2 separate regions of the Homo sapiens genome follow, and region 1 is linked to region 2. Evidence: chromatin loops called from intact Hi-C (ENCODE). Cell type or tissue: pancreas. All regions are shown on one strand. Links, peaks and the distances in the headings refer to the core of each region. The heading gives the core; the rest is flanking DNA.

Region 1 (12,864 bases), core at 4,686-12,685, 52 kb before region 2:
CCCCAGCAGTCCTCTAACCCAGCCCCACCTCCTCCCCACTGCTCGGCCTCACTTACCTACCTCATCACTTCTCTCCCAAGCCACTGCCTTGCTATCCTAACTAAGCTTCATTCCCCTACAGTCCATCCTCCATAAGCAAAGTGATCTTCCTAAACCACAAATATGAAAATATTATTTCCCAGCTCAAAGACCATCATTGTGGCTACCAGTCACAAAGGAAATAACTCAGTATGAAAGCAAAGCTGTCTGTAAAATATCTCTGCTTCCACCTTAAGCTTCTCCTCCTGCCCGTGCCCTGCATTCCAGCCGTATCAGACTATTACATTATGAAATTGGTATTTCTAGATGAAAAATAGTAAAACATCAGCAGTTTCATATGGCTCAAACTAATATTAACTGTTCTGGAAAAGACAGGAGGTTTCCTGTTTCTTCCCTCTACCAAGAATATTCTCTCCATCTAACCATCCATCCATCACTTCCATGAATACTGAGAATCTGTTATATACCAGACCCTATGCTAGGCACAAGGGATATGGTGGTGAAGAAGGCAGACAAGACCTTTGATCTCATGAGGCTCACATATGTGAGGGGGAGACCCAAGAACAATGAATCAAACAATCTCAGACGGTGACTTGGGTTATGCTGACAAAAGCCAGGGCAAAATCCCAGTAATTGACCATTAGCGCTACCACAAACAGAGTAGATGGGGAAGGTTGAAGAAGATGACATTTAAGCTGTGAGTCAATAACCCAAAGAAGCAAATAGTCAAACAGATGGGAGAAAGTTCTATGCAGAGAGAGAATAGAAAATACAAAAGTTTGGCCAGGCGCGGTGGCTCACGCCTGTAATCCCAGCCCTTTGGGAGGCCGAGGCGGGCGGATCACTTGAGGTCAGGAGTTCGACACCAGCCTGGCCAACATAGCAAAACCCCGCCTCTACTAAAAATACAAAAATTAGCTGGGTGTGGGGCGTGTGCCTGTAATCACAGCTACTTGGGAGGCTGAGGTGGGAGAATGGTTTGAACCCAGGAGTTAGAGGTTACAGTGAGCCGAGATCGTGCCACTGCACTCCAGCCTGGGCAACAGAGTGGGACTCTGTCTCAGTAAAAAATAAAAAATAAAAATAAAAGGAAATACAAACGTTCTTAGTGCAGAATGAGTTCACGGTGTTCATGAAATATAAAGAAATTCACTGTGGCTACAGAGAAATGAGGCTTGAGAGTCTGGCATAAGATGAGGTCAGAAAAGAAGGTGGGAACGGGTCACAGTTGATGCGAGTGTAAATGCTGTAGACTGCTGTGCCCACCAAGAGCCCTTTACAGGCTGGTACAGGGCACAGCTACACCCTTCTCTCCAGAACTGCCAGACCCGCCTTTGAGCTGATGCCCCGCCCCATCCTGCGGGTTTGGGGAGTGGATGGACTACAGCCAGGGCACTGCTCTAAGGGGCCACTCCCACTCCAGAGCTCCCTCCCGGCTCCTGCTGAGGCTCCAGGTGAACCCACTTCTCTGCTCAGCTGCTTCCTGGTCTATCCTCGCAGGGTTCCCCTGAGAGCTCACCCTCAACCAACCACTCCCACAAGAGTCCTCCTCTCAAGCTCTGCTTCGAAGGAATCTGCCCTAAGATGGTAAGCCTGTGAGTAGAAGGATACCTTGACATGAAAAAAGACAGATGTAATTTCCAAAGTTTATCTTTTCTCCTCATTCAGTTTTAACATGACAAAGTCAAATTTTTGTAAATCTAAGAATGAGAATCAAAGTACTAAAACCAAAGCCATTTATCATGTGACTCTGTATCAAAGTAAATTATGTCATAATCAAAGATGAATTTTGTAAGAGAAAATTAAACTCCTCATTTTTATTGAAATAGAAACAGAACACTTTTAGTAAGATCTCTGCTAATCTGATACAACATTATTAGTAATGATCATTCTCGCACAATCTCTGTGCTAGACAGATGCTTACCTAGGAGTTGCAGGGCTGAATTTTTCTTCTCTTTCTATTTCCTTTCTTTGGATCAGAGGATTTTCAATTATCACTAAAACAGAGGGCAAAGTATGATGATATTACAAAACAGTAACAAGATAAACACTAACATCCTAAATAACATCCTGTTTAATTTATGATCATCATCGACTCTAGGCTTTAAAAATTCCTCACCTCATTCATCTTCTCCATCATCAACATATAACATATTTTGATACTGAGATGTCAAAATTGAAATCTTTATCTCCATATGTAACTAATATTCCAGCATTTATTCAAGGGATGTCTATAGCTATACTGGGCCCTATGAAGTTTGTGAAGCTTTCTGCCTTCATAGTCCATATGTTCAATGACCCTATTATTCAACTAGAGAGATACCATACATTGTCCTGAAAGTTAACAATACAAGGCAATATATGATTAGGTTCTAAATAACCGGTATGGGGAGTCAGCTGCTTGAGACCACAGTATTAAAGAGGAGTGTTTTCATTACCTGCATTACTCTTTTCTCTTTTTCTATCGTGAAGAACTAGTATACATGCTTTCTTGTTCCTTTTATGAGGCTAGGGCTCATAAAAGTTATCTGTTGAGTGACTAAGTTCCACACGTTATACTAGGTACACCATCTCATTTAATATTTACAAGAACCTAATGAGGTATTATTTCATAGTTGAGACCCAACAAGATTAAGAAATTTTCTCAAAGCCATGATGTAAGTCAATGTTGGAACTGGGATTTGAATCTAGACCTCTGTGTTTTCAAAGTCTCCTGTTCTTCCTACTATATGAGGCTGTTCTGTCAAAGAGATACTGGGGTGAGTAGATGTAAAAGATTTGGTATTTCAACTAAAAGTAAAGTTCCTTAAAATCCCATTAACAATTTAAATATCAGTTTTTATCAAAATCTATTCAGTGGTCAAATGTCAACTTTTATCAAAATATATTCAGTGGCTGTATTATATGTCTATAGAAAGATAACCAATTATAACAATAAAATGGGTTGGTGCAAATTGAAATATGTAATAAACCAAAGACAGTAAGGTTATTTAGTAAAAATATAACTATCACATTTGTATGCTTCAAATAACATTCTGAATGCCTCGCATTGCAGTCTTTTTTTTTTTTTTTTTTTTTTTTTGAGACAGGGTCTTACTCTGTGACTCAGGCTGGAGTGCAGAGGTACGATGTTGGCTCGCTGCAACCTCCACCTCCAGGGCTCAAGCCACCCTCCTGCTTCAGCCTCCTTAGTAGCTGGTACTACAGGCCCACGCCACCACACCCAGCTAATTTTTTGTAGAAATGGGGTCTTGCCATGTTGCTCAGGCTGGTCTCGAACTCCTGAACTCACGCAATCCACCCACCTCAGCCTCCCAAAGTGTTGGGATTACAGGCATGAGCCACCGTGCCCCACTGCATTATACTCTTAACACTTGACTTTTTCTGATAAAGTTCTTGAGAATTACGAACTGTGTCTCATTTCAACTCCTTCAGTATAGTTACCATAAACATACCACAGGAATAACACTATGATGGAAAAAGTTTAAGAATCAATGCCAACTTACCACAGTCACCAACCCTAAAGCTGTCAGAAAGAGACTTGATGTAATCTTCATTGCCCCAGGAAGCTGCATTTACAAAATGTGCTGGTGAATCCCGAATGGTGAAGCTGAAAGTGTACCTTTCTGATCCAATATCTAAGGGAAAACCAATGCTTTTATTTTTCAAATGAAGAGTTTCAATCGCTTCTCTGCCTTTTGATAAGTGTTACATGAAAAGTTTCATTTCAATTATAAACAAATGATTATTTGTTTAATCAAATAACTATTGATTATGATAATAAAAATACTCAAATACATAGTACAAAATGTTCTTTCAGATGTATATTCTATAACATGCTTCTATGAATTTCAAGCTGAAGTGGTAACAGGTTGCCCCCTTGCTCCCTTCCCTGGTGATCTGTGTATTTGGAGGGAAAAACATGTAAACTTGAGCCATCCAGGTATTACCTTAGGTTCTCCTTTTCTCTCTTACTGTTGTTTCAACCTAAGTCATAATTCAGATCTAAATAGTTATTTCAGTCCCAGCTACTTAGGAGGATGAAGCAGAATGACTGCTTAAGCCCAAAAGTTCAAGGCTTCAGCGAACTGTGATTGCCCCACTGCTCTCCAGCCTGGGCAACAGAGCAAGACCCCGTCCCAAAAATAAAAGTAAAAATAGGCCGGGCGCAATGGCTCACGCCTGTAATCCTAACACTTTGGGAGCCCGAGGCGGGTGGATCACCTGAGGTTAGTTCAAGACCAGTCTGGCCAACATGGTGAAACCCTGTCTCTGCTAAAAATACAAAACTTAGCCAGGCGTGGTGGTGGGCGCCTGTAATCCCAGCTACTCGGGAGGCTGAGGCAGGAGAATCGCTTGAACCCAGGAGGCGGAGGTTGCAGTGAGCCGAGATCCAGCCTGGGTGACAAGAGAAAAACTCTTGTCTCAAAAATAAATAAATAAATAATAATAAAATAAAAATAAAAATTGGCCAGGCACAACAGCTTACCCCTGTGATCCCAGGACTTTGGGAGGTGAGGTAGGAGAATCACTTGAGGCCTGGAGTTCAAAACCAGCCTGGGCAACATAGAAGGACACCATCTCTACAGAAAATTTTAAAATTAGTGGTGGCACTCATCTTTAGTCTCAGCTACTTGGGAGGCTGAGGAGGAAAGGTTGCTTGAGCCCAGTTTAAGTGTGCGGTGAGCTTTGAATGCACCACTGCACTCCAGCCTGGGAAGAATGAGTTCAGGGTGTTCATGAAATGTACACCCAGGCTGGAGTTCAGTGACGCGATCTCTCGGCTCACTGCAACCCCTGCCTCCCAGCAGCTGGGACTCAGCCTCCTGAGCAGCTGGGGCTACAGACGCACACCACCATGCCAGGCTAATTTTTGTTTTTTGTTTTTTTTTTAGTAAAAACGGGTTTCGTTTTTGTTTGTTTTTGAGACGGAGTTTCGCTCTTGTTACCCAGGCTGGAGTGCAATGGCGCGATCTCAGCTCACAGCAACCTCTGCCTCCTGGGTTCAAGCAATTCTCCTGCCTCACCCTCCCAAGTAGCTGGGACTACAGGCGCCTGCCACCATGCCTGGCTAATTTTGTACTTTTAGTAGAGACGGGGTTTCACCATGTTGGCCATGCTGGTCTCGAACTCCTGACCTCGTGATCTGCCTGCCTCAGCCTCCCAAAGTGCTGGCATGAGCCACCGTGCCTGATGAGACAAGGTTTTTTAGTAGAGGTGGGGAAGAACAGAGTGAGACCCTGTCTCAAAAAAAAAAAAAATAAATTTTAAAAATAATTAAAATAAGTTATTTCAAAACAAATTATGTGCTACTTAATGAGGACCACTAGGGGTCAGCAAATACTTTTTTTCCAAAATAGAAATTTCATATTGGTTTTGCTAATTAAAAATTACAACCTGGCTGGGCGCAGTTGCTCCTGCCTATAATCCCGGCACCTTGGGAGGCCAAGGGGGTAAGATTGCTTCAGCCAAGGAGTTCGAGACTGGGCAACAAAGTGAGACCCTCTGTCTCTACAAAAACTCCAAAAATTATTCAGGCATAGTAGCATGGACCTGTCTGGGCTACATGCGAGGCTGAGGCAGGAAGACCACTTGAGCCCAGGGTTGAGGCTGCAGTGAGCTGTATTCACATTGCTGCACTCCAGGCTGAGTGACAGAGCAAGACCCTATCTCAAATTTTTAAAAAAAGTAATATAACTCAACATACATGTAAATTATAGACATATTCTGAACTGTCTATTAGTGTTTACCTCTGGGGAGAGGACTAGGATGGCAAGAGTGAGGAGCTGAAAGGGGAATTTCACTTTTCAAATCTGTGACCTTTGGTACTGCTGGAATTTTTGATACAAATATAATGTTATATGTACAATGTTTTAAGTCAGTAAGCATACTTCTTCCAAAAAAGGAATACCACAGATGTCATCATAAAAAGAAGTCAAACAACACAGAAGTTTTTCTCCTTCCCTCACAGTCTGATAGGTGAAAAACTGTGAATTTCTTTTTCTTTTCTTTTTTTTTTTTTTTTTTGAGACAGAGTTTCACTCTTGCTGCCCAGGCTGGAGTGCAATGGCGTGATCTTGGCTCACTGCAACCTGCGCCTCCCAGGTTCAAGCGATTCTCCTGCCTCAGCCTCCCGAGTAGCTGGGAATACAAGCGCCTGCCACCATGCCTGACTAATTTTGTATTTTTAGTAGAGAGGGGGTTTCTACATGTTGGTTAGGCTGGTCCCAAACTCCTGACCTCAGGTGATCCGCCCACCTCAGCCTCCCAAACTGCTGGGATTACAGGCGTGACCACTGTGCCTGGCAAAAAACCGTGTATTTCATTTTTATAATTTTAGCAAGTATTTTAATAACTACTTTTTTCTAATTCACACATTTTAAGTGATGCCTTCTGAAATTTGGTAAAAGGAGATATAGACTTCCTCAAACTATTTATTTAGTATTTCTGATCTAATTAGTTAAGATGAAATAAAGTGCAGGCACAAATGATATGGGTACCAGATGACAGCTTGGTTATTTACCTTAAAGATAAAAGCATCATGCCTGTAATCTGATCACTCTAGGAGGATGAGGTGGGATGATCACTTGAGCCCAGGAGTTTGAGACCAGCCTGGGCAACAGAGCAAGACTCTGTCTCTACAAATTTTTGTTTTTTTTAAATCAACCAGGGGCTGGGCATGGTGGCTCACACCTGTAATTCCAGCACTTTGGGAGGCCGAGGCAGGGAGATCACTTGAGGTCAGGAGTTCAAGACCAGCCTGGCCAAAATGGTGAAACCCCATCTCTACTAAAAATACAAAAATTAGCTGGGCATGATGGCATGTGCCTGTAATTCCAGCTACTCGGGAGGTTGAAGCAGGAGAATCGATTGAACCCAGGAGGCAGAGGTTGCAGTGAGTCGAGATCGTGCCATTGCACTCCAGCCTGAGTGACAGAGCGAGCCTCCATCTCAAAAAAAAAAAGAGAGAACACATGTACTCAAATATACATATATACACACACGTGTACACACATACACACACATACACATGCACACACATACACACGTGTGTGTATACACATAAACATATATACACATATGTGTGTATGTATACATATATATAGAGAGAGAGAGAGAATGTGGGAGGGAGGGAGAGAGAAAGCCTTGAATCAGGTACTTGACCATCCAATAGAGAGCATGACCATTGCTCTTAAGGAGTTAAACAGGCATAGAAAAATTAATCACTTCAATATACTTTGTTGTAGTCATAAGCCAAAGTTGATGAAAAATGAAACCAAGAGTTAAACAGAACTCAGCTTTTTCTGTCTGGAAAGCCTTTGACATCTGTTTTCCCAATAACTATACCGATAACTTTCTGAAAAACAAAAAGGTCACAGAAGACCAATATTAAACACAGATGTACTTGATAAATTTAATTTCATGGGCTTGTTATACTTTACTGGCTCTAACAAACATTTCTGACTAGGAACCATTTAAATGTATTTATTCCAGGCAAACATCTAAAAGAAGTTCATAAATGTTCAATTCCACAAGGAATAGTATAAAGTAATCCAAAAGTTAACTACTATTACAAATATAATCATTTAATACTTAGCATATTTCTACTTTATTTTCAATCACCAGATGGAGCATAATAACTGCCCTATGCTATCAATCCTTACTGAATTCATCCAAAGCACATGTATAATGCAATTTAATTTGCCACAGTCTTCAAAGCTTTCCTTTATATAGGGTTTTCTAACAATCCACATAAAATCACTTAGCTTCTTAATCCAAACATGCTGGACAGTAATATAAATTAGACTGTAACAAAACTTATATTTTGCTGCTAATAAATCTAAATTCTAAAGTCCTAGATCTTAAAACTTAGAGATATTAACATCTCCTCAAAATGTTTAATGTTCTCTTTAGTGACTACTGAAGAAAAATTTTAAATGTGTTTTAAGAAATAAAAATGGGCCGGGTGTGTTGGCTCACACGTGTAATCCCAGCACTCTGGGAGGCTGAGGCGGGTGGGTCACCTGAGGTCATGAGTTTGAGACCAGTCTGACCAACATGGTGAAACTCCATCTCTACTAAAAATACAAAAAATTAGCCAGGTGTGGTGGTGGGTGCCTGTAATCCCAGCTACTCGCGAGGCTGAGGCAGGAGAATCGCTTGAACCCAGAGGCACAGGTTGCAGTGAGCTTAGATCCCACTATTGCACTTCAGCCTGGGCAACAGAGCAGGACTCCATCGCAAAAAATAAAAATAAAAAAAAAATAATAAAAAATAAAAATGAATACCTTTTCTGAAAGGAAAAAAACTAAACTTATTTTGCTAATTGCAGCAACTGATTTTAACCTTACAATAATCTTGACATTTAAATTACAATCAGGCTTTTAAGACTCCTACATTCTAGCTGAGCTATTAGCTAGCTTTATTGCTTATTTAGACACATTGATATTATTTCTTCAATTCCTTATACTTGCAGATCTCACTGAATTTTGTTGGAAAATCCAATTAATGGAAATGTTGAGTAAAACTTTCTATCTGAAGAGACCATTATTAGCAAATAGTTTACCTTTCAAGAAAAACTATAACAACAATTGTTATTTTTTAATATTTTAAAATTTTAAATTATTAAAGTTATATGTAAATGTATCCCATTGTAAGAAATCTAGTTTGCAAAAGCAAAATATAAATAGCAGAGTGCTCAGGGGCAGGGAAGGTAAGGGTGTGTGGTAGCTGCTTTACAATAAGTTCTTTAACTTATAAGATGATTCCACTTAGTTTTCTTTTAAGTAAGTAACAGTCGAGATGTGTTCAAAATCATTGAATTCCCCTATAACTCCTACTCAAAGAGTCAATTTTCACATCATCATTGTAGAAAACACACATGTTATAAACCTATATCATAAAAGCAGCATAATGTCAAGTACTTAGACCATAAATTGGATAATTTGGTCAGAAAATTGCTACTGCTGAACAAAATGGTTTAATTTTTTTTTTTTTTTTTTTTTTTTTTTTTTTCAGAAGAGTTTTGCTCTTGTTGCCCAGGCTGGAGTGCAATGGTGCGATCTCGGCTCACTGAGACCGCCTTCTGGCTTCAAGCGATTCTCCTGCCTCAGCCTCCTGAGTACCTGGGATTACAGGCATGAGCCACCACACCCAGCTAATTTTGTATTTTTAGTAGAGATGGGGTTTCTCCATGTTGATCAGGCTGGTCTCAAACTCCCAACCTCAGGTGATCCAGCTGCCTCAGCCTCCCAAAGTGCTGGGATTACAGACATGAGCCACTGTGCCTGGCCTGGTTTAATTTTACAATGCTAAATTTGAGCATTTATTAAATTTTTCACTTTATAAAATATTAAGTAAAATAATACATCTATTGATCATTTTGAACAATTACTAGTCAAATCTACAATCATATCTTCTACTCTACACACAAAGATTAATTTTCATCTAGGTGGCATAAATACAAAGAAATTTAGGTATACTTAATATCTAACAATTATACCAATGCAATGAGTATCTATATACTTGCCAATTATAAAAGCATGTGTTGAATGAATCAATAACATTGATGTAATGTTATCACATAAAATGTCATCAGTAAGCAAATCACCACATTATTGAAACCTACCAGATTAGCCATATTTGTCTGCAGATCTGAAAGGGTAGTGAAAATCCTCGCTGCAAAGGAGTTTGCCATTTTTTTAATCTGCATTTTAGAAAATATAATTTAGATATATAAATTGAATAAATGAAATAAATCATTTAAAAAATTCCAAGAGTTTAAAATCTTATTTAGGGCCGGACATGGTGGCTCATACCTGTAATCCCAGCACTTTGGGAGGCTGAAGTGGATGGATCACCTGAGGTCAGGAGTTCAAGACCAGCCTGGCCATCATGGCGAAACCTCACGTGGTAGCGGGCACCAGTAATCCCAGCTACTCAGGAGGCTGAGGCAGGAAGAAGTGCTTGAACCTGGGAGGCAGAGGTTGCACTGAGCCGAGATCGCACTACTGCACTCCAGCCTGGGCAACAGAGCGAGACTCTGTCTCAAAAATAAATAAAACAAAATAAAATAAAATAAAATAAAATATTATTGGCCAGGTGCGGTGGCTCATGCCTATTATCCCAGCACTTTTGGAGGCCGAGGAGGGCGGATCACAGGGTCAGGAGATCGAGACCATCCCGGCTAACATGCTGAAACCCCGTCTCTACTAAAAATACAAAAAATTAGCTGGGCTTGGTGGCAGGCACCTGTAGGCCCAGCTACTCGGGAGGCTGAGGCAGGAGAATGGCGTGAACCCGGGAGGCGGAGCTTGCAGTGAGCTGAGATGGCACCACTGCACTCCAGCCTGGATGACAGAGCGACACTCCATCTCAAAGAATAAATAAATAAAATAAAATAAAATATTATTTAGGAAAGCACTGGATAGTTTACTGCTTTGGAAAATTTTTATTATAATGGTAAAATGTAAATTAATATCGATTAAACCTATAAAAAACATGTTCAGAATGTCCTTTTATAATTTTGAATGATATAGCTATTATAGGTTTCAATTTTTAACTTTCATTTCTAAAACCATGTAAAATTTAGTAGTTTTTGAGCACCATGTAAATTTAGTTTTATTTTATTTTTTAATTTTGTTTTAACTTTTTTTCTTTTTTTGAGACATCAGTCTCACTCTGTGCCCCAGGGTGGAGTGCAGTGGCACAATCTCAGTTCACCACAACATCCGCCTCCCAGGCTCAAGCGATTCTTCTGCCTCAGCCTCCCAAATAGCTGGGATTACAGGCGCCTGCCACCATGCCCAGCCAATTTTTGTATTTTTAGTAGAGACGAGGTTTCACCATGTTGGCCAGGCTGGTCTTGAACTCCTGATCTCAAGTGATCCGGCCGCCCCCAAAGTGCTGGATTACAGGCGTGAGCCACCAAGCCCAGCCAAATTTAGAGTTTTACATGCAAGATGATTCAATAGGACATTTTTTTTTTGAGATGGAGTTTCACTCTGTTGCCTAGGCTGGAGTGCAGTGGTGCAATCTCAGCTCACTGCAAGCTCCACCTCCTGGGTTCACGCCATTCTCCCACCTCAGCCTCCCGAGTAGCTGGGATTACAGGCACCTGCCACCACGCCTGGCTAATTTTGTTTTTGCATTTTTAGTAGAGACGGGGTTTCACCGTGTTAGCCAGGATGGTCTCCATCTCCTGACCTCGTGATCCGCCCACCTCGGCCTCCCAAAGTGCTGGGATTACAGGCATGAGCCACCACGCCCGGCCTCAGTGGGACATTTAAGGATTTAAATATATATTAGCATCAAGCTTACCTCAAAAAATACAGCAAAAATCTACGTAAACACCTCATATTGAGCATTTGATTATACTGTGTGAAGGGAAAGGTAGTGATTTTTTTTTTTTTGAGACGGAGTCTCGCTCTGTCGCCCAGGATGGAGTGCAGTGGCACGATCTCAGCTCACTGCAACCTCTACCTCCCAGGTTCAAGCGATTCTCCTGCCTCAGCCTCCCGAGTAGCTGGGACTACAGGCATGTGTCACCTCACCCAGCTAATTTTTTTGTATTTTTAGTAGAGATGGGGTTTCACTGTGTTAGCCAGGATGGTCTCGATCTCCTGACCTGATGATCCACCCGCATCAGCCTCCCAAAGTGCTGGGATTACAGGCGTGAGCCACTGAGCCCAGCCCGGGAAAATTATTGATTTTAAACACACCTCTACATAGTAAAACTACATGAGGGCAGAGGTGGCATCTTACGTATTTTTATGTATGTATTTCATAACTGAAAACCATAAATATCAGATGAACGAAATGGTGGTTTGTCCCTCAACATCATCACTCTAAAAGGTTCTATTGTAGAAAAATTGTAAGCTACACCAAACAGATTGACTTCACTTTATAATCCAGGGCCTCTTTAACTCTGGGAATGCCCACACCCACCCGCTCCAGTTCAAGGACGTGTCTCATGACACCTGAATTTCAGGCAGCCTGTGGAGTTAGTCAAATATGATTTTGAATTGCAACACCACTAGTTTGTAGTCGTGTGTTTTAACATTACTAAACATTAATTTCCTCATCCTTAAATTGTGGATAACATCCACCTGGCAGTGAAAAGTAGAAACAGTGTATACAAGATGCCTCGATGTTCACAGGCTCACAGTCAATGATGGCCCTGCTTGTCAATATTATCCAATGTACCAGTTTTTGTATTCAAGGCCTTTCAGTGCCAGAAGAAACATTTGGGAATTAAGCTGTGTCAAGTTTTTCATTCGTTCTTTGGCCTGGTCTGATGTGGCTCACAATGCAGTGTCACTATCTAAAACACTTGCCGAACTGTGACAAATTCATTCACTCATTCAACCATTCAACTAATATTTATTTACAGCCCAAAGTGCCAGACATGTGAGTCGAGAGGATGAGTCAGACATTTGACTCAGTGGCTGAATATTCTGTACAAACACAACTACCTACACACCAAGGGATTTCTCCACATTTTTACCCCTTAGCATCTCTTGGTGGGACATGGTATCCTATTATCTCTCTGAATTCCCTTATTTGTCTGCTACCGTTAGAGGTATATGGTAATAGACGTTAGTGTCTGCCCACAAAAAATATGACTTGCTTCTCTACCTGGTCACTTTAACAGATACAAAATTAACATGAACTAAAGAGCTCAATCTGAGAATTCAGAGATGACTTCATTCAACAACTACTGTCTCTTTTACCCTACAATTTTGTTTTGTTTTGTTTTTTGAGACAGAGTCTTGCTCTGTCGCCCAGGCTGGAGCGCAGTGGCGCAATCTCGGCTCACTACAAGCT
Region 2 (16,404 bases), core at 3,419-11,418:
GGGGGTCTTCTCCATGGTGATCTGCCCATCCAGGGTTCGGGGCATCAGACTCCTGCGGGACGGGTGCAAGGAGAGGGGGCCTGAGCCTCCCCAGCCCTAGACCGGCCCCCAGGGGCCCGGGACCAAGGCCCCCTTATGCCCGGGAAGCCCAGGCCTCCAGGGCGAGCAAGTCTTCCTCCCTGCTCGGGCCCACCCCTGCTAGCGTGCGCGGCTGGGCAGCCTGGAACATGGACTGTGAGGGTGCCCAGCCCGGCACCTGCCTGCAGCCCGGCCTGTTCCGCCGGCCTGCCCCGCCTGCTGCTGCACTGAGGATTAGGGTGACGGTCGCTGGTCGGGAGGCCCAAATGCTCCTCACCACCCACATATCTTCCCTGTGCAATCCCTGCCGTCCTCGCTTCCAGAGCCAGCTCCCTCCCACCGGACCCACACTTTCCTGGAACTAGGCTGCCCCCAGCTCCTTTCTCATCCCAGACCAAGTACCCCGAGGCCCGCCCGCCTAGATCACTTGAGGTCACCCGTTCACTCAGTGGCTGACAGCATCCCCTAAATCAGCCCTTCACCAATTATTGACAGTGTGTCCTCAACCAAAAGTAGTCCTCCCTGCTCCCTCCCTCCCCTGATGTAATTACATCTCTTCCCATCTTTATTTATTTTTTGAGACGGAGTCTTGCTCTGTCACCCAGGCTGGAGTGTAGTGGTGCAATCTCGGCTCACTGCAACCTCTGCCTCCCGGGTTCAAGCGATTTTCCTGCCTCAGCCCCCGGAGTAGCTGGGATTACAGGTGCCCGCCACCACACCCAGCTAATTTTTGTATTTTTAGTAGAGACGGGGTTTCGCCATGTTGGCCAGGCTGGTCTCGAACTCCTGACCTCAGGTGATCCGCCTGCCTCAGCCTCCCAAAGTGCTGGGATTACAGACGTGAGCCACTGCGGCTGGCCTCTCTCCCCGTCTTTAACTGTAGCCCTGTGAATTCTCATCAGCCTGGGCCTGGACTCAGCAGGCCAAAAAGTTACCAGCAGAGCCCAGCACATGTGAGGAAAGTCGGAGACGTGGCGGCGCCGGCCGGAGGATCCTTCCCAAGACCCTGGGCCGCTGTGGCCCCCTAGATCTTGCAGGTTGCCAGGGTGCCAGGCCAGGGAGGGGGCCTTTCTGAGATTCTCCTCATTCTGACACAGGAGAGGAGGGCACTGACCCAGTCCCAAGGTCCCGGGGGAATCAGCCGACCACAGCCCAGGACTGTCCCACCTGGGCAGAGAGCCCATTCTGGGTGCCCAGCCCGGGCAGGCCCAGGCACCCCCAGCAGTGCCCCGGGCAGCACCTGCCAGCCAGGTAGTGCAGGGTGAGGTTGGGCAGGGCAGGGCGTGGTAGGTCAGCTGAGCAAACAGCTCGGAGGGAGAGCTGGGGAGGGCTGGGAACTAGGTCGATAGAAACACAGGGACTGTGTTAGGGAGGGGATGCCTTGCCAGTCACGCCCAGCCCTGACTCCTGCCCTCTGAGGGGGCTTCCCCCACCCCTGCTGACAGCCCCAGGACCGGCCCCTGCCAGGAGGCTGACCTGCCAGGAGTGACCGCCCCAGACTTGAGCCCTTGGGAGGCAGGTTCTGAGTCCCCTTTTCCTGCTCAGACCCCCAGGGAAACGCAGGCTGGGCCAGAGGCAGCTGCACAGACCCCTGCAGTGGGGTGCTCGGTGGAGAGCGCTGGAGGTGGGAGGGAGGATGTGTGAGGCAGCGGGAGAGAATCCAGGCTTCCCCCACAACACCCACCATGAGCGGTGCAGAGTAGGGGTGGGCGGCACGGGAGCCTTCCCACCCCGCAGAACCAGGCCCTGGGCAGAGCTGGCCTACAGACGATACCGGACAAGTCCTCCTCCGTCTTGGTGACAGAGGGAGCTGGGACTCCCTCCACCCACCCACTGCCACTTCAGAAGCAGCCACAGGGAGACTGGGAGGGGCAGGGGTGCTGGGGATGAGCGTGGGGCTCAGCCCTCCCTCTTCCCACCCTGGAGGGCTGCCTCCTTCCAGCCCACCTGGAAGGGTGGTGTCAGTCCCAGAGCCCCTGCACTCCCCGCCCCACCTCCTGCAGCTGGAACCCGCGTGGGAGCCGCACCCAGCGTCCCAGGGACAAACACAGAGGCCTTGGGTGGTGGCGGTACCAAGGTCTGAGGCCTGGCAGCTCAGGGGCACCCCCGTCCCTGAGAGAGGTCAAGAAGGGGAGGCACCACCCCCCACCACGGGACCTCGCTGACGATGCCCATAGAGAGAAACCAGGCCAGTGCTGGGAGGGGAAAGACCCCAGGCCTCATGAGAAGTCACTGCCTGCTTTTCCCCTCGGCCAGGAAGGAAGCCCCAGGCCCTTCCCTCCCGTCTCGGGCATACTGACCCCAGGCACCAAGCGAGACCAGGAGCCCACCCCTTTCCTTTCCCAGATGGCACACCAGTGACTCTGAATATCCTCCTCTTCCTGCCTGCTGGAGGGACCAGCACCAAAACAGGAAAGTTCACCCTGCCAGGCCTTCTCTCCAAAGAGTCAGAGGGAGCTCCGTAGGGGGATGGGGTTCCCGGACCCCCTGCCGTGGAAGGGGAGTGGGAACACAGACAGGCGGCAAGGGCTTTCGAGGCCCCCTCTTGCACAAACCAGCTCAGAGATCGGAGATCTTTGGGATCAATTACTTTCCCTCCCCAGGCATCCGAAGCCTATCCTAGCCCAGGTGTGGATGAGGGTGGGAGAGACGGGGGAGGAGGGAGAGGAGCAGGACTGGACCCCCGTGTGACAAACATCTGACAAGTTGCTCTGAGGACTGCCCCCCTCCTTGTGGAGCCCACCTCATCTGGTGTGCATTTCCCTGCGGCTTTCATCCAGCCCTGGGCGACCCTCCCTCCTCCATCTCAGCCTCCCTCCTCCTGCCCCACACCTCAGGCCTGGGACTCGCAGATGCCAAAAGGGCCTGGCAGATGCCAAAGCCAGAAAGTGCAGGGGGACTGCATCCCCCACAGGAGACCGGGTTCTTCCCCACTACATACTCAGACCCCACTCCCTGCACCCACTGCTCTTGCAAACCAGGAACTAAGGGGTTCCCCTACCCACCCCGCTCCTTGCCTCCTCTTGCTTTTCTTTTGTTTTGTTTGTTTTTGAGACAGAGCTGCACTCCAGCTGACTCTTGTCGCCCAGGCTGGAGTGCAGTGGCACAATCTCAGCTCACTACAACCTCTGCCTCCCGGGTTCAAGCGATTCTCCTGCCTCAGCCTCCCAAGTAGCTGGGAATACAGGCACCCATCACCACGCCTGGCTAATTTTTGTATTTTTAGTAGAGATGGGGTTTCACCATGTTAGTCAGGCTGGTCTCAAACTCCTGACCTCAGGTAATCTGCCCACCTCAGCCTCCCAAAGGGCTGGGATTACAGGCGTGAGCCACTGTGCCCCACCCTCCTCTTGCTTTTCTAAAAGATGATGGTCAAAGTACAGCCCCCATTTGCCCCCAGACAGGGCACCCTTCCCAGATCGAGACCTTGGGGAGTCTGCGTGACCCCCACACCTGGCAGACACAGGTGCTTCACTAGTGGGGGAACGGCTGAGCATGTGCTGAGCTCGGGGGCACTAGTGGGCTACAGTCCCCAAGTGGGAGGCCCCTCAAGAGCCTGGATGAGCTGACTGACGGTGGAGAGGAGGGAAGGAGGGCCTATGGCCAAAGTCAATCCAGGACCCAACTGCCGAGGCCACAGGAAGGCCGGGTCACCGCCTGGAACTAGGTCGGTCACAGCCCAGTGGGAGCCGTGGCCCGGAGACTCAACTGGGGGCCCTGGTTACTCTGCTCGCCTCCCCGCGTCGGCACCCAGAACAGAGCTTGCAGGCACTGGGGGCCCAGTCCAGGGTCTCAAGAGCAGACAATGCTGCCTTGCAGTTGGGGAAACTGAGACAGGGTGAGAACTTTCAGAGGCTCATTGCAGGCTCCTAGCAGGCTGAAAGGACGGAGGCACAGGCACCTAGGAGCACACCAGCCCCACGTGGCCACGGCCCCTCGGAGAGCATGAGGACACTTGCAATGCGGAAGCTCAGCAGGCCCAGCTCTACTGGCTCTGCACCGCCCAGTGAGGGGTCAGCACAGTTGGTCCAAGGGACAATACCAGATTAATGAGGCAGAAGCCACGGGACTGACCCCTTGGAATTCTCCACACCCACCCCTCCCCCTTCTAAAAAATGAGGACGTCAAGAATCTACCAGAGCAGTCACTCTCCTGTACCCCCCTCCAACCCTGGGCACGTCAGTGTCCCCGGAACCCCACCCCCAGGCTAAGGAGCTGACTCCCAAGTTGGGCCTGGCCTTGGCTGCCTCTCATCCTCCCCAAACTGATCCCCCAGCGCTGGACACATGCCCAGGGCGGGCCTGGACTGGCCTCAGGAGCCTGGGCTCTTCCAGAACCCTTTAGGGCTAAACCCAACCCTAGCTTCCCCTGTGGCTCCTCACGGCCCAGCTCAGATCCCACCCCCAGTCTCTTGCTGTCAAAGCTCATGGGGCTCAGGGGTGGCTCTGAAGTGTTTACTCCAGTTAACTGTGCATCCTTAACCCAAAGCCCTTTCTCCCCTTCCCCCTCCCGCCTCTCCCCTCCTCCCCCGTCTCGCCACTCCCCTCCTCCCCAGCTTCTAGCTTGGTAGCCCCTCCTACCCTCCTCCCTGCAGCAGGGATTAGGGATGCATTCTGACCCCTGCCTGCCGTCAGGGGAGTGAGGTCTCTCCCTGGAGCCTGAGCTGAGGATGCCCAATTCAGCCAGGTGAGCCCCGGGATGGACTCCATGTCCCCTAGCCACCACCTGACTTCCCCAGCACCCCACACTGGCACCAGCCCTTCAGATCTCAGAAGCGAGCCACCCTATTCTCACGGAGCCCCTTCCTGCCTGCCCTCCAAACCCAAGAGTAGTTTTAGTACAAAAGGCAAAGTTAACAAATAGGGGTAGGCGTCAGGGAAGGAAGAGGATCAGAGGATCGGGAACGGAGAAACTGGAGCACCTGGAGAAGCGTCTGGGTCCTGCCACCCCCACTGACTCCCCAACTGGCCTTGGGCAGGGTCCTCTCTGCAGGCGCTGGGTCCAAGCTTGGGGATGAGCAGCCACCAGCGCGGGCTGCTTCAGCTGAGGCTGCCGCACCCCCACGTCCATCCTGGGTAGAGGCAGGACAGCCACAGAGCCCCATGCACGGGGCTGGACTCACCCTGGGCACTCACCTAAAGGCAGTCTCCTCCTTTCCAAAGCCCAGACTTTCTCCGGACTCCCAGGACCACCAACAAGGGTTCCTGTGCGCAGACTCGGGGGTCTTGGGGAGGAAGGACGCTTTCTAGGTGGCTGCCTGGAACCTGGAGGCCCCTTTCTACAGTACCTGGCCAGCGGTCGGTCACACCTGAGTGCCCAGAGTGAGCGGGCGGCAGAGGCATTTCTGACGCTGCCAGGTAATCCCACGGGCTGGAAACGACCTCTGGGCTGGGAAGCCACCGCCTCCCCCAGTCCTGCTGGGTCCCTCAGCAGAGAGAACGGAACCGGGGCTTTCCCCACAGTTTTCAAAGTTTCAGGGAATCCTAGCCAAGTATCATTCCTTCTTCCGGAGCCGGGACCCCAGGTCAAGCCTGGGGCCCCCACAGGGCGGTCCCAACCCCACTGCCCGGAGCGCACCCCTGCTCCCTGGGAGGCAGGATATCGTGCCGCTGCTCCCTGGGGCGCACGATACCCTCCCCAGGAAGGCGCCGGTCAGGGCGGACGGGCCAGGGTGCTCACCGGTACCAGGCGAGGCCGCGCTCGTAGCACCTGTCGAAGAAGTGGGGCTCAGAGCCCAGCGCGCGGACGTCGGGGTGCAGCCGCAGAAACTCCAGCAGGGCGCGCGTGCCGCCCTTCTTCACGCCAACGATGAGCGCTTGCGGGAAGCGCCGGCGGCCGGGACCGCTGGCCAAAGGCAGGCCGGGTGCTCCCGGGCGGTGGACGGAGCTGGACGGCTCGGAGGGCGCGGGGGCCGGCGCGGGGGCGCGGGCGGCCGGCGGGCAGCGGCCGGGGAGGGCGCAGAGGCAGTAGGCGCCGAGCACCAGGGCCACGAGCAGCATCGGCGCGCGGGACGCCCGCAGAGCGGCCCCTTGCCCGGCCCCTGCGCCCTGGCCGCCCCCGGCCCCGCCGCCCAGGCCGCCGCTACCTGCCATGGGGTCGCGCCGCTCCAGGCCCGGGAGCGGGGGCAGCAGGCGGGCGCGCATCTCGGCCCGCGCGCCGCTCAGTCCGTGGGTGCCCGGCTTGTGCTCTGCGCCCGGCGGTCCCGCAGCCTGGGAGCGGGCGCGGGGCGGGACCGGGGGCGGGGTCTGGACGCCCTCCCCCCTCCCCCTCCCCCGCCCACTCCGCCTCCGAGGCCACTGCCTGGGCTGGACCCGCCGGCAGCCGCCACCACCCGGGCGCGACTCGAGCTGCCGGGACCACCAGGACGCTCCTGCTCCGAGATCCCAGGCCCTGGCTCGCTTGACTCCGGCATCTTCACCTCTGCGCGGGGAGGATGCGGCGGCGGTGGCCGTTCGGGACGCAGGGCAGGGACAGGGCGGCGCGCGGGCCTCGGGACCCTCTGTTTGAAGACCGATCCCCTTCCCCCCCCACCCCACTCCGGGACGTGCGCGGCAGGTGCATAGGCCAAGCCTTGGCCTGCAGGAGCGGGAGCCTCATCGCCAGGCCAAGGGGACCCAGGAAAAGCGTCGATCCGGGCACTCGGCCTGCCAAGGGAGAAAGAGGCCGGGACAGCACCCTAGTGTGCAGAGAGGGATCCCAGAACGTGTGGGGGGAGTCTGCGGCCGGGAATGGCGTGCGTCCTGCACTCCCAGCTGACAGTCACACATCGGGTCACAGCCTGGCCGCTGAGAGGTCAAGTCACCTCTGGTTACTGTTTTAGAATGGAGGGGACAGGCTCAGAGAAAATAGGTTTCCCTCCCAGGGGCCCAGTGGTGAACTGAATTCAGGCCTGAGACATACTCTGTCTACTAAGTCACCCCATCTGCCCAGCCTTGGTCCACCTGGCACTGCCCAGAGACATCAGTGATGCATTTCGGAAGCTGGCAAAGTGGACCCCACTGGAGTACAAAGGACTCAGGGACCCCTGTGCTGGGGAAGAGAAGGAGCCCAGGACCTCCCCCAGGGGCTGCCTCTGAGGGGCGTGAGATTCAGGGGCCTCTCGGGTGGGACCTGCGGGGGCCGCTAGACACTGCGGGAACTTCACATCCCCAACGCCCAGCAGCAGCCTGCAGGGAAGGCAGGGGAGGCGAGCCGGGCTCAGAGAGGGCGAGCAACTTGCCCCATCCGAAGGCAAAGGTGGTATGAGACCCGGGTCCTCTCTCCACCTCTGCCCCAGCCTTCCTGGCCACAGGGCTGGCGCCAGGCAGGCACGGCACAGGCTCCCGGCAGAGGCCCAGCCTCTTCCCAGCCAAGGGCTTGCGGCCCCTGTCCTGGGCTCTGCTGCGTTAATGAGCCGTTCCAGCCCTGATGGCATCTGGACAAGTCCCAGCAGCCGGGCTGCCTCAAGGGGCCGAAGGCCTCCACGACCCACAGACATTCCGGAGCTCCTACCCAGCAGCAGCCCTGGCCAGAGGGGGCCACACGGGGCTGACGGGGTGAAGACCACTGACCAGTCCCCCAGCCCCGGCTCCAGACATGCGGGCTGCACCTGCTCATCTGGGCAAGCCTCTGCAGGAGCCCCGTGGGCAGGCAGCGGGCACAATGCGAGGAGAGCATGCTGGCTTATGCTGGGTCACAGGAAATTCTTCTTCTGGTCTAGCTTGAAACGGTATTGTTCCCAACGGGCTGGCTCGGGGTGGGGGCTGGGGTCCCACCCTGCAGCATCCACCCCACAGTCTCAGCAGTCCCCACGGTCTCAGGAGTCCTCACGGTCTCAGGAGTCCCCACGGTCTCAGCATCCCCATGGTCTCAGCTGTCCCCAGGGTCTCAGGAGTCCCCACGGTCTCAGCCGTCCCCATGGTCTCAGCCGTCCCCAGGGTCTCAGGAGTCCCCACGGTCTCAGCCGTCCCCACGGTCTCAGCAGTCCCCACGGTCTCAGGAGCCCCCACGGTCTCAGCCATCCCCACGGTCTCAGGAGTCCCCACGGTCTCAGCAGTCCCCACGGTCTCAGGAGCCCCCACGGTCTCAGCCATCCCCACGGTCTCAGGAGTCCCCACGGTCTCAGCCGTCCCCACGGTCTGAGTCCCCACGGTCTCAGCTGTTCCCACGGTCTCAGGAGTCCCCACAGGTTCAGCAGTCCCCACGGTCTCAGCCATCCCCACGGTCTCAGCCGTCCCCACAGTCTCAGCCATCCCCACGGTCTCAGCAGTCCCTACTCAGGACTTGAAATTCCAGCACTGGTTCCGTGATGGCTCCTCCAGCCCCCTGCCCAGCCCAGCATGGTCATTTCCATCTCCTGGCCTTTCCGCTGCCGTCTCTCTGCTGGATGCTTTATCCTTAGTCCCCGCTGAGGGCAGAAGGACTTTCCAGGAGGAATTGACCAGAACGCAGAACAGCAGGATGTGGAATGGACTGGGGACAGGGAGAGAGAGATGCAGGGACCAGGAGTCGGCTCGGAGGGTTCTCCTGGAAGCTGACCCCTCCCTCCATCAGGCACTCGGCTGACGGTGGCTACACACCTCGGGGCGCCCAGGATGGCAGCACTGGGGCTGTTCATTCACCAGTGGATCCCCAGCACCTAACAGAGCCTGGCACGCAGTGGACATTCCATTAATGTCGCTCAGTGGAAGGGTATACGTGGGAGGAGAGGTCGGGAAGGCTTTCTGGAGGTGACGGCCAGGTGAAGACGAGGAGAACAGCATTCCAGGCCAAGGAACCGTGTGGGTGAAGGCTCAGCAGCAGAGAGCCCGGGCAGTAGAGGATGGGGTGGAGCTTAAGGCCCTGCGGGAACAGGGGCGGGGCTTAGAGTCTGGCCTGAGGCTGGTCCAGCCCCGCCTCCTCCTCAGGCTCCCACCAACTCTGAGCCACCAGACCCTCCTTTGTAAAATGAAGACCTCAGTCATGACTCGCATGAGTCTCTGAAGAGTAACAGCTTTATTGTGATGTAATTCACACACCACTCAATCCAGCCATTTGTCGCATGCAAATCAATGGTTTTCAGTATATTCATAGTCGTGCAATCACAATCAATTTTAGAACATTTCTATCACCCCAAAAAGAAATCCTGTGTCCATTAGCAATGACGCCCTCTTCTCCCCTTCCCACAGCCCCTGGCAACCACGAATCTACTTTCTGTCTCTATGGGTTTGCCTATTCTGGACATTTCACAAAAAGAGAATCATTGCTTGAAGCCAGGAGTTCAAGACCAACCTGGGCAACAAAGCGAGAACCCCGTCTGTACAAAATATTTTAAATTTAGCCAGGCACAGTGGCGCACACCAGTAGTCCCAGCACTTTGGAAGTCTGAGGCAGGAGGTTCACTTGAGGCGGGGAATTCAAAACCAGCCTGGGCAACATAGGGAGTACCAGTCTCTACAAAAAATTTCAAAATTTGCCAAGCGTGATGGTATGCACCTATAGTCCTAGCTTACTCAGGAGGCTGAGGTGGGAGGATCGCTTGAGCCCAGGAGTACGAGGCTGCAGTGAGCCATGATCATACCACTGCATTCCAGCCTGGGCGACAGAGTGAGAGCCCATCTCTAAAACAGAAAGAAAGAAAGAAAGAAATATGGCCAGTCACAGTGGCTCATGCCTGTAATCCCAGCATTTTGGGAGGCCAAGGCAGGTGGATCACTTGAGGTCAGGAGTTCGAGACCAGCCTGGCCAACATGGTGAAACCCTGTCTCTACCAAAAATACATAAATTAGCCAGGTGTGGGCCAGGCGCCATGGCTTACACTTGTAATCCCAGCACTTTGGGAGGCCGAGGTGGGCAGATCACCTGAGGTTGAGAGTTCGAGACCAGCCTGACCAACATGAAGAAACCCTGTCTCTACTAAAAATACAAAAAATTAGCTGGGTGTGGTGGTGCATGCCTGTAATCTCAGCTACTTGGGAGGCTGAGGAAGGAGAATGGCTTGAACCCGGGAGGCAGAGGTTGTGGTGAGCCGAGATCGCGCGATTGCACTCCAGCCTGGGCAACAACAGCAAAACTCCATCTCAAATAATAATAATAATAAATTAGCCAGGTGTGGTGGTGCACGCCTGTAGTCCCAGCTACTCGGGAGGCTGAGGCACAAGAAACCCTTGAACCCGGGAGGCAGAGGTTGCAGTGAAGCTGAAATTGCACCATTCCACTCCAGCCTGGGAGACAGAGTGAGACACCATCTCTAAAATGAAAAAAAAAAAAGAGAATCATACAATGTTCGTCCTTTTGTGTCTGGGTCTCTTACTCAGCATGTTCTCCAGGTTCATCAACACTGTGGCATGTGCCAGTACCTCCTTCCTCTTCCTGACTGAGTAATACTCCATCGTATGGATGGACCACCTTTTGTTGATTCCCTCATTCGTTGATGGACATCTAGGTTGTTTCCACTGCGGGGTTCTTATGAATAACGCTGCCATGAACATTCAGGTATACGGTTTTGAGTGGACATACGTTTCATGTCTCTAGGGAATATACCTAGGAGTGAAATTGCTCAATCATATGGTAACTCTGTGTTGAGTGCCTTATGAAGGTTAAATCTGATAATTTCAGGAACTTCTTCTCCATGCTCCTCACACACAAACTTCCTTCCCTCTGCCCCAGGACACCTGAGCAACCAGACTGTAGGGACAAAGGGTGTGGGCTGTCCCTGCACCCTGAGAGGGTCCCTCGCCTCCTGCTCTCTGTCTGAATGTCCTCCTCCGCCAAGAAACAGACATCAACAAGTTCCTTCTGCCTAGCCGGATCTCCCAAGGCCCCAGGGGTTTTGAGGGTCCACACTGCCCGAGCTCATCTTGACCCCTGTATAAGCCAGACAGCCAGGCAGATGGTCTGTCCACCCTCCAGCTGACGAACATGTGGATGGTCGGCCTGATGTAGTGGCTGGGAGGAGAGGATCTGGGAGGGGAGATGGGCTGTGCTGCCCCAGCTGCTGGGCCCAGTAAACGTTGTCCCTTGGAGAGGTGACAAGGAGGGCCAGGGCAGGAGGGGATGGAGAGGGGAAGAGGTGGGGAGTCCTGGGGAGCAAGGCCGTGCTAGGAGGAATGCCCTGCCCGGCGTCAGATCCTCAACCAGCGTCCTGGCTACATTTGTGCCCCCTTCACAGTCTGTAACTATTTCTTTGTGGGTGATTTTGATCCCTGTCTCCACCTACCCATGATCTCTACAAGGGCAGAGACGGGGTCAGTCTTGATCCCTTTTGTGGCTCCACGCCTGACCAGGATGACAGCTCATGTTTGTTGAGCAACTAAGTGACTGTGTGTGTGTGTCTGTGTGTGTCCCTCCCTGACACCCCTCTCCACCTCTTTCCCAGTCTGTCCCCTCCCCGGGGTGGGCAGCCCCAGCCTGGGCCCTCACAAGCGAGGGCAGGACCGCGGCCCCACTCTGGAAAGTGATTAGCGGCCCCGCCCTCCGCCGAAGACAGCTAGGGTAGATTTCACACAGCCAGGAGGAGCTCCAGGAACTCCCTCCCTGAGAACCACACCCTTCATCCCTGAGACTGGCTCTGCCCCGCTCCGTGCCTCCTGCCAGGATTCCTGCGAGGGGAGCAAGCGGAGGGGGCTGCCGCCAGAGGGCGGGCCCAGCTGTCCTTGATTTGTGTGGGGTTTTTCCACTTCAGATGCCTGATTTGCCCGAGCTCATAAAGGATGTGGTTCCCTCCCAGGGAGGGGCCCCTCAGAGAGGCCAGTCCCCCATCCTACCCTCCCCGAGGGCCCGCTGTTCCCAGTTCACCCTGGTGGGGACCGAGGCGGGGCAGGAGCCCCTTGCTAGGATGGGGCAACGGTAACAGCAAAGGCTGTAGGGACCTTCAAGGCTGATTCAAGGCCAGCACTGTGGCCGGGCGTGGTGGCTCACGCTTGTAATTCCAGCACTTTGGGAAGCTGAGGTAGAAGGATTACTTGAGCCCAGGAGTTTGACACCTGCTTGGGCAACATAGGGAGATCTCATCTCTAAAGAAAAAAAACTATTTTAATTGGCCAGGCATGGTGGTGCACACCCGCGGTCCCAGCTACTCAGGAGGCTGAGGTGGGAGGAACTCTTGAGCCCAGGAGGTCAAGGCTGCAGTGAACTATAATTGCACCACTGCACTCCAGCTTGGGCCACAGAGCAAGACCCAATCTCAAAAAAAACCAGCCAGCTCTGCCCCCTCCTAGCGGGTGACCTTAGCAGGAGTCCAGGCCTGTGATCCTCACTTCCCTACTGTATTAAACAAAGTTGACACTCACCCCCACCTCCCTTTGTACCCAGCTCCTAAGTGCTTGGTGAATGTTCTTTACGACAAGGACCCAGAGAACGTGCGGCAGGGGCCACAGAAGGGGTGCTCGGAGGCTGCTCCCGCGCTGGGGAAACTGAGGACCTATCTCATAATTCCGTCTTCCCTGCAGACAAGGCTGGAGCACAAAGGCATCACTGGCCTCACGGTGGCAAGCAAGCCTGGCTTGCCGAACCCTGGATCTTGTTCCTGGTGACCCAGGGACACTGTGACAGAGAAGGGTTGTGGGGCTTCCCAGGATTTGCCAAGGCAGACCAGATTCCCAGCATCGGGAAGGACGCTTCCCCACTGTCTTCAGTCCCCTGCCTGCTGGGAGCCTGCCTGGGGTTGCAGGGTTTGCCAGAGGAGCCAGAATCCTCTCCTGCAGAGGGGTGGCCCCAGCCTGCTTCCAGCCACCCTCAATCCTCTCCCTTGGGTCTTCCTGGAGGAATCAGCACAGAGAGAAGGCGATTTGCTACTCTTTCCTGTTCCCTCCCCCAACCTCCATGAATAACTGGGCCCTGCAAACTGCCTCTTGCCCACCAGCCTGGCCAGTTCAATTTATAAAAATGTAGCAATCAGGCCGGGCACAGTGGCTCACACCTGTAATCCCAGTACTTTGGGAGGCTGAGGCGGGTGATCATCTGAGGTCGAGAGTTCAAGACCAACCTGGCCAACATGGCGAAACCCCGTCTCTACTAAAAATACAAAAATTAGCTGGGCACAGTGGCTCGTGCATGTAATCCCAGCCCCTTGGGAGGCTGAGGCAGGAGAATCGCTTGAACCTGGGAGGCAGAGGTTGCAATAAGCCAAGATTGCACCATTGCACTCCAGCCTGGGTGACAGAGCTAGACACTGTCTCCAAAAAAACAAAACAAAAAACAATGTAGCAATCCTTCTTCCAGGCTGGTAGTCCCATTTGTGCCTCTATCTCCAGGGTGGATCTGAACAGGACAAGAGGAGGGTCCCACAGAAACAGGGCTCTCCTTGCCCTCCCCCAGCCCCACCTCCTCCAGTTTCATAGCCCTAAGCCAGGCCTTTGGGCATGGAAGTCTCCCAGCCCTGTGGGGAGGGCAGAGCAGCGTTCAATCAACCCCAAGAGAGTCCTCTGTGGCCAGGTCTGTCCAGCCCTGTCGATGGTCTCCATGGACTGGAAGGCCACCAGGAGCATGTTCGTCAGGAGCAAGGGGACTGGACACAGGCCCAGGAGTCCCATGCGCTGCACAGGAGATGGGACTCTGTGTGCCTGTCTGTGGACCCTGGTGAGTGTACACATCTTCTGTGAGTGTGCACGTGGGCACAGGTGGAGGGGGGTTCAGAGGCCTGCAGCCAGGCCCCAGGCACCTTCACACAGTGTGGAAAGCCCCAAGTGACACCCCACACCACTTTTGGAGCCTGTAAGCCCCCTTCTGTTTTTTGTTTGTTTGTTTGTTTTTGAGAGGGAGTCTCGCTCTGTTGCCCAGGCTTGAGTGCAATGGCGCGATCTCGGCTCACTGCAACCTCCGCCTTCCAGGTTCAAGTGAATCTCCTGCCTCAGCCTCCCGAGTAGCTGGGATTACAGGCATGTGCCACCATGTCCAGCTAATTTTTTGTATTTTTAGTAGAGATGGGGTTTCACCATGTTGGCCAGGATGGTCTCGATCTCATGACCTCAGGTGATCCGTCTGCCTCGGCCTCCCAAAGTGCTGGGATTACAGGCACGAGCCACCGTGCGCGCCTGCCTGTAAGCCCCTTTTGAAGAGTTAGTCCCCCCTGGCCAGCAGACAGGATCCCCAGCAAGGGCACCTCCATTTGCCCTACTTCCGGGGGCAGCACCTCACCCCCGCAGTGGACCAGACAGGCATGTGGCCTGTCTTACTCGGTTCAACGCTCAGGAGGACTCAGAACCTGCAGTCAGGCCGAGAGCTCTAAATTCCTCTTCCCAACCCCCACCCCTGCCTCGCCCCTCTTAGGCTTCACAGCCTTCAAAGTCAACCCCTCCCCCTCCCCCCACCCCTCTGGCCGAGAGCCAGGACTCCATCCCTCATCTCCCAGGCTGGTCACTGCTGTCCTCTCTCTGACTCCAGTTGCCCTCCCTCGCCTTAGACCTGGATACACACCAGGGGCTCCCCGGCTTGGAGTTCTGGGGCCCAGCAAAGAATCATACTCCGAGAGAGACTTCGAGACCAAAAAGGCCATGGAGTTGAGGTGGAAGGGGAAGCCCAGGGCCAGCAGGCCTAGTCCATGGCTGGAAGCAGACCCCAGGGGTCCTGGCACCCAGCCCACCTGGTTCTGGCCACCCTCTCCTCCCCTCTCCTGCATTGCAGCCACCAAACCCTTCGAAGCCAAGAGTAGCTTATAAATGTCCTGGAGATGAAACTCGGTAAGACAGGAAGTCAGGGGCTGAACCATGAATAACCTCCAAGGTTTTACAAGGAGACAGGGAGTGGAGGGCCGTGAGGGGTTGGAAGTGGAGAAAGCTTATCCACAGGTAACCCTGAGCCCCTCCCCAGCCGCCTCCTGGCCCTCTGTCACTGAAGCCCCACCAACCTTCTTCCCAGGGCTTCTTACCCCAAGCTCTGTTAACCACAGCCTTAGTGCCCAGGCCCTGGAGAGGGTGATAGGTGGCTTGAGGACCCTGCATTCCCCAGACCGCCAACACATCCATGTAGATGTGGGGTACACATCTGGCACCCCTCCCAAGATTGTGCAACCCTGAAGGGGAGTACGGAGCAGGTGGTGTGAGTGGGTGAACATTTCTTCATCTGCTGCTGCCGTACGCAGCACCCCGAGGGCTCAGCATTTAAGAAACAGAATGAGGGCCAGACATGGTGGCTCACGCCTGTAATCCCAGCACTTTGGGAGACCGAACTACTGCGCCTGGCCCGAATCAACTAGGTTCTAAACCAGGTTATCACAGTACTGAAGGTGAGGAATGACTGAGCCTTGGGCTGGGGAGGTGGCATTGGTGATAGAGAAAAGGAGACACTTAAAATATATTTGGGGCTGAGTGTGGAGGCTCATGCCTGTAATCCCAGTACTTTGGGAGGCTGAGGCAGGCGGATCACCTAAGGTCAGGAGTTCAAGACCAGCCTGGTCAACATGGCGAACCCCATCTCTGATAAAAATACAAAAAAAAAAAAATTAGCTGGATGTAGTGGTGCATGCCTGTAGTCCCAGCTACTCGAGATGCTGAGGCAGAAGAATCACTTGAACCCGGGGGAGGCACAGGTTGCAGTGAGCCGAGATTGTGCCACTGTACTCCAGCCTGGGCAAAAGAGCAAGACTCCATCTCAAAAAAAAAAAAAAAAAAAAAAGACTGGGCATGGTGGCTCACGCCTGTAATCCCAGCACTTTGGGAGGCCAAGGCAGGCAGATCACGAGGTCAAGAGACCAAGACCATCCTGGCGAACATGGTGAAACCCCCTCTCTACTAAAAATACAAAAATTAGCCGGCGTGATGGCGCGCGCCTGTAATCCCAGCTACTCAGGAGGCTGAGGCAGGAGAATCGCTTGAATCTGGGAGGCGGAGGTTGCAGTGAGCCGAGATTGTGCCACTGCACTCCAGCCTGGGCGACAGAGCAAGACTCCATCTCAAAAAAAAAAAGAGAGAGAGAGAATGAGATGAAGGTGCTGTGGTTGATGGCTTTGAGGAGCTCCTTGACCTAGGATGGGTGAGGCCTGCAAGAGGGTAACAGGGGCCCAGTCTGCATGCACAGAGGAGGCCCACCCAGGCCCCTGCTGTGGGGGAAGGAGAGGACCACTGGGGCAGAGCCCCCAAGAAAAGCTTCTAGAAGGGTTGTGATGCGTGTGGAAGGACAAAACAGAAGAAGGAAAAACAAACTCTAGGAATGCAAGGATGTGTTTCTAGAGTGGGGTCTGGTTTGCCTGGAGGTGCAGGTGAAAGGGTTTGGGTTCAGGTGATGCGGGCAGTAACAACAACATAATTGACTGGGCTGAGGAGCTCACACCTATAATCCCAGCATTCTGGGAAGCCGAGGTGGGGGATCCCTTGAGCCCAGGAATTCAAGATCAGCCTGGGCAACAAAGCCAGAGCACGTCTCTACAAAAAG

The links. Hi-C counts contacts between places; a loop is a spot of excess contacts. Peaks named below come from ENCODE experiments on the same cell type or tissue, not always from the same donor. Only the 100,000 strongest peaks of a DNase experiment are listed, where the experiment ranks them.
Region 1: it touches region 2 in a loop (4-fold over the local background); 100 of 110 quality-filtered maps call a loop at or near these places.

Annotation. Positions count from the first base shown.
Region 1 is chr16:1,858,440-1,871,303 of GRCh38, forward strand. MEIOB (meiosis specific with OB-fold) reads right to left here. Exons shown (of 14, transcript NM_001163560.3): 2 at 9,668-9,745; 3 at 7,339-7,396; 4 at 3,546-3,677; 5 at 1,964-2,036. The coding sequence starts at 9,736. Among named protein-coding and RNA genes, the nearest start is that of MEIOB, 7.3 kb to the right of the region's middle. In pancreas, for the core only: a CTCF peak has its summit at 5,372 (motif pointing right); no DNase peak of the experiment used is centred there.
Region 2 is chr16:1,912,154-1,928,557 of GRCh38, forward strand. HS3ST6 (heparan sulfate-glucosamine 3-sulfotransferase 6) reads right to left here and starts at 6,262. Exons shown (of 2, transcript NM_001009606.4): 1 at 5,758-6,262; 2 at 1-52. The coding sequence starts at 6,170. RefSeq lists enhancers at 6,355-6,916, 6,917-7,480, 7,481-8,042, 8,043-8,606, 8,755-9,049 and 1 more. In pancreas, for the core only: no CTCF peak of the experiment used is centred there; DNase peaks (open chromatin) are centred at 6,598, 7,228, 7,408, 8,868 and 1 weaker place; H3K27me3 peaks cover 867 bases.